3 separate regions of the Homo sapiens genome follow, and regions 1 and 2 are each linked to region 3. A link is a contact called in ENCODE Hi-C or POLR2A ChIA-PET data. All regions are on one chromosome and are shown on one strand. Each heading gives the region's core, a stretch centred on a gene start or an enhancer-like site at or near the end of the contact. The rest is flanking DNA. Distances are from core to core; before and after follow the strand shown.

Region 1 (2,700 bases), core at 128-2,627, 540 kb after region 3:
ATTCCGTTCGGCTTGTCGGCTGCCAGGTGAGCCTTCCACCTCTGGCCTCCCAGGTGAGTGACAGTGTCAAGGCAAAATCCTTTGACTATTAGCCGCCAAGACTAAACTATGCGGTCAAGACCGACTCTCCCAAATGTGGGCTGTTTGTCTAATTCAGAGCCAAGGCGATATCAAAGATGCCACTGTGCCCACTGAATGAGGAACACAGGGACCGTCCCCCCAATACAGAAACATCTCTGCTTCCTGAAATGCCATCACTACCAATTCATTCTTTCAGGCTTGGTTTCCAGTTCAAATGCAGGTACCTCTGAGCTCGGTGGAAGCTTTAAGGCTGCATTTACACCTTTAGATCTTTTCCTAAGGAGCAGCTGTTGATGTGGGAGAAGGTGGAAAAGGCCCAAATAAATGAGGCCAGTGGGGTGAAGCGGTAGGCTGAGGGGGCCGTTCTCAGCTTGGGGAGGGGAAGCTGCAGCCTCTGTCGGAGCCTGAAGTCAAGCTTCATTTAAGTTGGGGAGATGTGTGGGCAAAAATCTGCGGCCTTTTCGTATCGATGGATCGGGTCCTTTCCCCACACCAAGCACTTTCTTCTCGGGGCTTGGGTCACACAGACAAAAACACCTTTAAAAGGGTCTCTCTCTTCCTAAGCCAGCCTAAGCAAAAGTTTCCAAATTGGAGGACGGTGGAAATGGTTAGGACTCATCTCTCTGGAGAGCTTTTCATTCCTTTCCTCCAAATCCTTTGCTGCATTCCACCTCCTCGCCCGGTCCAATCCGGAAAGCCTCTCGGACCAGGGCTGCGGACCACAAAACTGCATCTTGCAGGGCGGTAACCCCAAGAGAACGTGAAAAGCATTGGGGCTGCACTCTGGGGGCCATAGAGGTGGCCCACCGCCCCGAGGGGTCCCCAGGTGATCGACAAGGGGGCCGTCCCTACTCCAGGGCCCCGAGTCCAGGCAGCAGGGCGGCGTCGGGCCGCGGCTCCCCCACCCCACCCCCGTCCGGTCTCCCGGTTCCCCGGCCCCGCCCGGCTCTTACTTGCGGTAGGCGGCGAGCTGCACGGCGCTGCAGGGGAAGAGGCGCAGGCACGCCACCGCGTTCCCCTTCCACAGGGCCCGGAGCCCCTCTGCCCGCCACACCCGGTGCCCTGTGGCCCACGGTCCCCGGGCGTGGCCTCGCACGACGCCAACCTGGGCCAGCACGGTGGCGAGCTCCAGGGGCGCGGTGAGGCTGAGGCTGAGCGTCCCCGCCAGCCCAGCGCACAGCAGCCTTTGGCCGCCTGTCAGTCGGCCGTCCCGCCTCCACGTAGCCATCGAGCCCCGACCCGGGCCCGGAAGACCGCGTGGCTCGGGCCTGGGGCTCTCCGGCCACGGGCGGAGGTGGCGGGCCCCAGGCCCCGCCCGGCATGGGGCGGGCCCGCGTGAGGGACGGGAAGCCCCGTCTACGCCCTAGCCTGGCCCGAGGCTGGTCGGGGGTGGGGCGCGAGGGCCTGGAGGGTCCGGGGTCCGAGGCCGCGGATATCATGGGCATAGTCTCCCCAGTTGGCAAGGCTCGAGTAGCGACTTTCAGTTGCGAAACAGTTACTGTTCTCTCAAGGCCCAGCCTGCTAGACATCTTGCTTCCTAAATGTTCAGTGCGCCCCCGCCGCCCCTCCCTGCCTCTCCTCTGGTTTGCCCCTTTTCTCCCTTTCACGTGCCACTTCTCTGTCTTCCTCCCCTGGCGCTTCCCTCCTCCTCCTCTTGCCTCCAACCCATTTTTTTTTCCTGCCTAACCAAAAAGCCTTGATGGTTTCCCAGTGCAGAAGGTAAAAAATTCTAACAACCACAGTTGCTATCTCTCAGGCACTTGTCAAGTACTGGGCTTTACAGACGTTCTCATGTAATCCTCAAAACGGCCCTAAGTACGTATGTCCTCATTGACAGAGGCTGTGTGGGTGTGGGGACTTGAATCTGGACTCTTGAACCTGTGTAAGATTCTTGGCTCTGCAGCTTACCAGCTGTGGGACCTTGGGGAAGTCACTCAACCTCTCTGTGTGTCAGTTGCTTTATAAAACAGAGATTATAATTTTTTCCTCCTAGGGGTTGTTGTAAGGATTAATGAACAATGACTGGTATGGGTAAGCAGTTTATATGTGTTAGTTCTGATTAGGTATTCATTTACAGGAGAGGAAACCAAGACACAGAGAGGACTTGCTCAGGCTCACACAGCTACCTACAAAGCAGAGACCGGTTTGAAATCTAGGGCGGTTTATGTCAGTTTCCACTAACGGCTACACTATATGTCTACTAGGACTGCAGAGTTAACTCCAGTAGGGACATTTTCAGTGGTTCTGTAAGCTAAGAGAACAATAGAGGCAAAGAATGGCTAAGAGAGGCTTGGCCAGAATCCGAGGATTCTTTAATCAGTTCAAAAATTTCAGAATTTCAGAATTTCTTTCTGTCTCTTTTTTTTCTAAAAAAGCCATGTCACTAATAATTACAAGGAAAGGAACTGTCAGCAGTCTGTTGGTGTGAGCAAGATGTTCCGGGTACATAGTTGTTTTTAGGCTTGTATAGTTATTTACATTTACTAACACACAATGCTATAGGAACGTTTTCTAAAAGGCATTGCAGGGTTTCTCCTTTTTTATTTTTCACTGTCAATCTCACTTGAGTATGACATTACAAGGTTTTGACTGTGAGAACTTGTTCTAGTTGCAGAAGCC
Region 2 (2,700 bases), core at 14-2,513, 530 kb before region 3:
CTTAGAAAATACCGTCCGCCATAGGCATGGGCAAAGACCTCATGGCTAAAACACCAAAAGCAATCGCAACAAAAGTCAAAATTGACAAATGGGATCTAATTAAAAGAACTTCTGCACAGCAAAAGAAATTAGCATTAGCGTGAACAGGCAACCTGCAGAATGGGAGAAAATTTTTGCAATCTACCCATCTGACAAAGGTCTAATATCCAGAATCTACAAGGACCTTAAACAAATTTACAAGAAAAAAACAACCCCATCAAAAAGTGGGCAAAGGATATGACCAGACACTTCTCAAAAAAAGACATTTATGCAGCAACAAACATGAAAAAAAGCTCATTATCACTGATCATTAGAGAAAGGCAAATCAAAACCACAATGAGATACCATCTCACGCCAGTCAGAATGGTGATTATTAAAAAATCAGGAAACAATAGATGCTGGCGAGGCTGAGGAAAAATAGGAATGCTTTTACACTGTTGGTGGGAGTGTAAATTAGTTCAACTATTGTGGCAGACAGTGTGGCGATTCCTCAAAAATCTAGAACCAGAAATACCATTTGACGCATGCACACGTATGTTTATTGCAGCACTATTTACAATAGCAAAGACTTGGAACCAACCCAAATGCCCATCAATGATAGACTAGATAAAGAAAACGTGGCACATATATGCCATGGAATACTATGCAGCCATAAAAAAATGAGATCATGTCCTTTGCAGGGACATGGATGAAGCTGGAAGCCATCATCCTTAGCAAACTAACACAGGAACAGAAAACAAAACACTGCATGTTCTCACTCATAAGTGGGAGTTGAACAATGAGAACACATGGACACAGGGAGGGGAACAACACACACGGGGGCCTGTCAAGGGGTGGGGGCCAAGGGGAGGGAGAGCATTAGGAGAAATACCTAATGCATGTGGGGCTTAAAACCTAGATGACGGGTTGATAGGTGCAGTAAACCACCATGGCACATGTATACCTATGTAACAAAGCTGCACATTCTGCACATGTATCCCAGAACTTAAAGTAAAATTAAAAAAAAAAAAAAAAAAGAAAGAAAAAGAAAAAGAAAATGCCGTCCGCGCATATCTCTCAGGAGCATAGGAAGGGCTGTGAACCAAAAAGCCAGGGCGTGGTCGCCCCGCCCACCGGCCGCTACATCACCACCCCTCTCGCCGCTTTCAAGCGCGGAGATTGGCTGTAAGCAAGAAAGAGCCCCGCCCCTAGTCTTATGACTCGCACTGAAGCGCCGATTCCTGGCTTTTGCAAGGCTGTGGTCGGTGGTCATCAGTGCTCTTGACCCAGGTCCAGCGAGCCTTTTCCCTGGTGTTGCAGCTGTTGTTGTACCGCCGCCGTCGCCGCCGTCGCCGCCTGCTCTGCGGGGTCATGGTGTGCTTCCGCCTCTTCCCGGTTCCGGGCTCAGGGCTCGTTCTGGTCTGCCTAGTCCTGGGTGAGTTGTCGGGCCCTCCCGATTAGTCTGTCCGCCTGGGCCCGGGGCACCAGTTCAAAGCTACAACCTGAAAGACTGGTCCGAGGGGGAGGGGGTTGAGAGGCTCAGCAGCTAACACTGGGCGGCGGCGGTTGGCCCGGGGAGGCAAGCGGTGACCTAGAGAAGGCCTGACCGACGGATGGCGGGGAAGAAGGGCCCAGGAGAGTAAGAAGGGGCCGGTAACGGGGGGTGGACGCCGAGGGAGTAGGCTGGGAGGAGTGAAGCGTGGAGAGGGTCAGCGTGGAAAGAGTAACTTGGGGAAAACACTGAGGAGTGAGCGTAGGAGGGTGGTACATGCAGATTTTGGGCGCCAGAGACAATTAGGAGAGTCTTGGTTTGCTGAGATCAGGGAAGAGTTTTGAAGATGGTGGAAAAACTATGGGGTGAGATAGGAAATTAAGAGAGAAGACCATGCCTGCCTGGAGTAGCTTGGGAGAAGTGTGTGGGTGGGGGACAGATGGGACAGATAGGACAGTAGAGCCTGAGGGGCAGGGGCAGTGACAGGGTTGGGCATTTTGAAGGTTGGAATTTGAGACTGTGAAGAAAGGATGATTCAAGAGATTAGGAGTGATGCTGGGTTTGAGTTTGGTAGTCATAGTTTTAAGGGCGAAGGAACCTAAGGTAGCTGGGGCAATTTCCAGGAAAGAAAACTTGGACCCAACCTCTGGAGACTAAGGGGTTCAGGGGGAACTTTGATGGGGAGTGCACATCTGACTTGGAGGTATTGAGGATGTCGATTTTCTCCCAGTTTTGCTACTTCCTCCCAGCCAGACGCTGACAAAAAAATCCCCAGACGTTTCAGTTAGGAGGGCCTCCCAGATGTGAGGTTTTGGGGGTGGAGTATTTGAGTTTGGTAGACTACCTCTTTGCCTTCAGAGTTTCTTCTTTTCTTTCTTCCCCATCACACAGCTAGCCTATTACCTCATATTTTGGGGGTGCAGGGAGCAGGTAGACAAACTTGCTAAGGATTGGGTTGTTACCAGGGCCTAAGAATGGCTGGATGGGGCCGGGCGTGGTGGCTCATGCCTGTAATCCCAGCACTTTGGGAGGCCGAGGTGGGTGTATCACCTGAGGTCAGGAATTCAAGACCAGCCTGGCCAACATGGTGAAACCCCGTCTCTACTAAAAATACAAAAATTAGCCGGGCGTCGTGGCACATGCCTGTAATCCCAGCTGCTTGGGCGGCTGAGGCAGGAGAATCGCTTGAA
Region 3 (2,700 bases), core at 65-2,564:
TTCGCCATGTTGGCCAGGCTGGTCTCAAACTCCTGACCTCAAGTGATCCACCCGCCTCTGCCTCCCAAAGTGCTGGGATTACAGACGTGAGCCACCATACCAGGCCGAGAGTACACTTAACAAAAATGTATTGTGCTCAGATAATGGACACCTTAAATACCCTGACGTCATCACTACACATTATATACATGTAACAAAATTTCACATGTATCCCATAGATTTGTACAAATTTAAAAAATAATAAAAAATTAGCTGTGCATGATGGCACATGTCTGTAATCCCAGCTACTCAGGAGGCTGAGGCAGGAGAATCACTTGAACCTGGGAGGCGGAGGTTGCAGTGAGCCAGGATAGCCACTGCACTCCAGCCTGGATGACAGAGGGAGCCCTTGTCTCAAAAATAAAAAAATAAAAAATAAAATGACACTTTTTGGGGAAAAAAATACAAGCCAGACGCAGTGGCTCACACCTATAATCCTAGCACTTTGGGAGGCCGAGGCTGGCGGATCGCTTGAGCCCAGGAGTTCAAGACCACCTGGGCAACAAGGTGAAACCCTGTTTCCCCCGACCCCCCTCAAAAAAAAAACTACCCAGGCTTGGTGTCGCATGCGCCTGTAATCCCAGCTATTCAGGAGGCTGAGGTGGGAGGATAGCTTGAGCCCGGGGAGGCGGAGGTTTGCAGGGAGCTGAGATCTTGCCACTGTACTCCATCCTGGGCGACAGAGTGAGCAGAGTGAGTTCCAGTCTCAAAAAAAAAAAACCTCCTTTTGCTGGGGCATATTGGTGGAGACGGTGGCTAGGGGATAAGTATGCAGTTTTTCTCTAGGCGGGAAACTTAATTGAAGTTTATCAGGCGCGAGTCATTAACAAAATTTGCGCCCTCTAAGCTAACACGGCAATATGGGGCTTAGACACCATAGCTAATCCCCAGTCGCGAAAAACCCTCCCGATTTGCTTGGGATTGGAAAGAAAAAGAAAATACACATTCATACTTTCATACATGACATACACACACACACACACATTTATATATAAATACACACAGAAAGCACAGGAAACACAAGCAGAATTAACTGTCTTGTTCATACGGCCACTCAGTGAAATGTATACTGTATATTGTGTTTGAAATATATACTTCCCTTCAAGTGTTTCAAGTTCAAGGCTGAGAAAGAACTTGGTCTCTTGCTTAGACTTGAGGAGCCTCACTCGGAACTGGAAGGATGCACGCAATCTAGTTGCCCCACCGGCTTATTTATATTGATGCACACATCGCTTCCTGTCGGTGACGACCGCCTAGATCCGGGGAAGGGTTTTGCAGAAGTACCCAGAACTGTGTCCAAGGTTTCCTCAGATTTGGGCTGTTCCGCAGCGGCAGGTCCCGGGAACCAAGGCAACAGACATCTTCCTAGGCTCGCGAGAGCGCCCCCTTGTCCCACGGCTGCTGGGGCCCCCCAGTAGCCATGGCTCCGGTGTCCGGCTCACGCAGCCCGGATAGGGAGGCCTCGGGCTCGGGGGGAAGACGTCGCAGTTCGTCGAAGAGTCCGAAGCCCAGCAAATCTGCCCGCTCCCCGCGGGGCCGCCGCTCTCGCTCGCACTCTTGCTCTCGGTCCGGGGACCGGAATGGACTCACCCATCAGCTGGGTGGCCTCAGCCAAGGCTCCCGAAACCAGTCCTACCGCTCACGCTCGCGGTCGCGTTCTAGAGAGCGGCCCTCTGCGCCCCGGGGCATCCCCTTCGCTTCTGCCTCCTCGTCAGTCTATTACGGCAGCTACTCGCGCCCCTACGGGAGCGACAAGCCTTGGCCTAGCCTCCTCGACAAGGAGAGGGAGGAGAGCCTGCGGCAGAAGTGAGTGAGACGGCCGCACTTTCTCTTGTACGAGCCTACGTGCCTTTGGAGTCCGATCTATCATTCATTCCGCTTCTGACTATTCGCATTTCGCTCACTCTGCTTGCCTTGCGCCCATTTTCATCCCTTTCTTTAATCCACCCACGACAACCCTTTATTCGTCCTTTTCATTTTCCCTTACCCTCAGGCCCCTTCATATAGTGCCCTGGTCTCCCGCTACCCCCTTCCGCCTCCTGTCTTGTTAGCGAATATTGCCGAGAGTTCAGACCTACCAGAACTGTAGCATTTACCTGGTTGTGTCATTATCATTCGTGAATATATTTGTATTCCCCACTAGACTGAGCTCATGGAAAGGAGGAGCCAGTGAACGGAGGAGAATTCTGATCACAGAATTCTAAGTGCCTGGTACTTTATAGGCGCTCAACCATTGCTTGTTGAATGAAGGAACTTACAGGTCTGAGATAACAGGATATTTATGTAGAAACGTTTTGTGGGGAATTAGGAAGGAATGAAATCAAGGGTTTAAGTTGGAGAGGAAATAAACCTTCCCCTCAGACAAGACGATTAGATGCATGTAGGAAAAGTGATCTGATAAGCTATAGATGACCCCACTTTGAGGAAGGTCTTGTTAAGTGGTCTCAGTCTTGACCTCGAAAAATGACGCCAGGATGAGACTAGATCTCTAATCAAAGTGAGTATTGGAGTGGAAAAATGCATAGCTTGGGGATTGTTTTGTTTTGTTTTTGAGACAGGGTCTAGCTCTGTCGCCCAGGTTGGAGTGCAGTGGTGCAATCTTGGCTCACTGCAGCCTCCACCTTCTTGGGCTCAAGTGATCCTCCCACCTCAGCCTCCCTC

The links. A loop is a pair of places that touch in the nucleus more often than their neighbours do. ChIA-PET counts read pairs that join two places held with the same protein, here RNA polymerase II (POLR2A). Pooled maps may share reads with other maps.
Region 1: a loop to region 3 is called in a pooled map, with 8 times the contacts of the local background. The contact joins the promoter of SLC25A43 here to the promoter of NKAP in region 3. A Hi-C loop is called at or near these places in 1 of 37 single-sample maps with no recorded cell type and 8 of 50 pooled maps. POLR2A ChIA-PET finds 5 or more read pairs at or near these places in 1 of 52 experiments (OCI-LY7).
Region 2: a loop to region 3 is called in a map of naive thymus-derived CD4-positive, alpha-beta T cell, with 4 times the contacts of the local background. The contact joins the promoter of LAMP2 here to the promoter of NKAP in region 3. A Hi-C loop is called at or near these places in 1 of 168 maps with a recorded cell type or tissue (naive thymus-derived CD4-positive, alpha-beta T cell), 1 of 37 single-sample maps with no recorded cell type and 14 of 50 pooled maps.

The regions. Positions count from the first base shown.
Region 1 is chrX:119,398,013-119,400,712 of GRCh38, reverse strand. It overlaps SLC25A43 (solute carrier family 25 member 43), which reads right to left and starts at 1,377. Exons shown (of 5, transcript NM_145305.3): 1 at 1,035-1,377. The coding sequence starts at 1,309. RefSeq lists a silencer at 854-1,513.
Region 2 is chrX:120,467,859-120,470,558 of GRCh38, reverse strand. LAMP2 (lysosomal associated membrane protein 2) reads left to right here and starts at 1,263. Exons shown (of 9, transcript NM_002294.3): 1 at 1,263-1,453. The coding sequence starts at 1,390. RefSeq lists a silencer at 1,061-1,325.
Region 3 is chrX:119,942,365-119,945,064 of GRCh38, reverse strand. NKAP (NFKB activating protein) reads left to right here and starts at 1,314. Exons shown (of 9, transcript NM_024528.4): 1 at 1,314-1,845. The coding sequence starts at 1,460. RefSeq lists an enhancer at 1,077-1,577.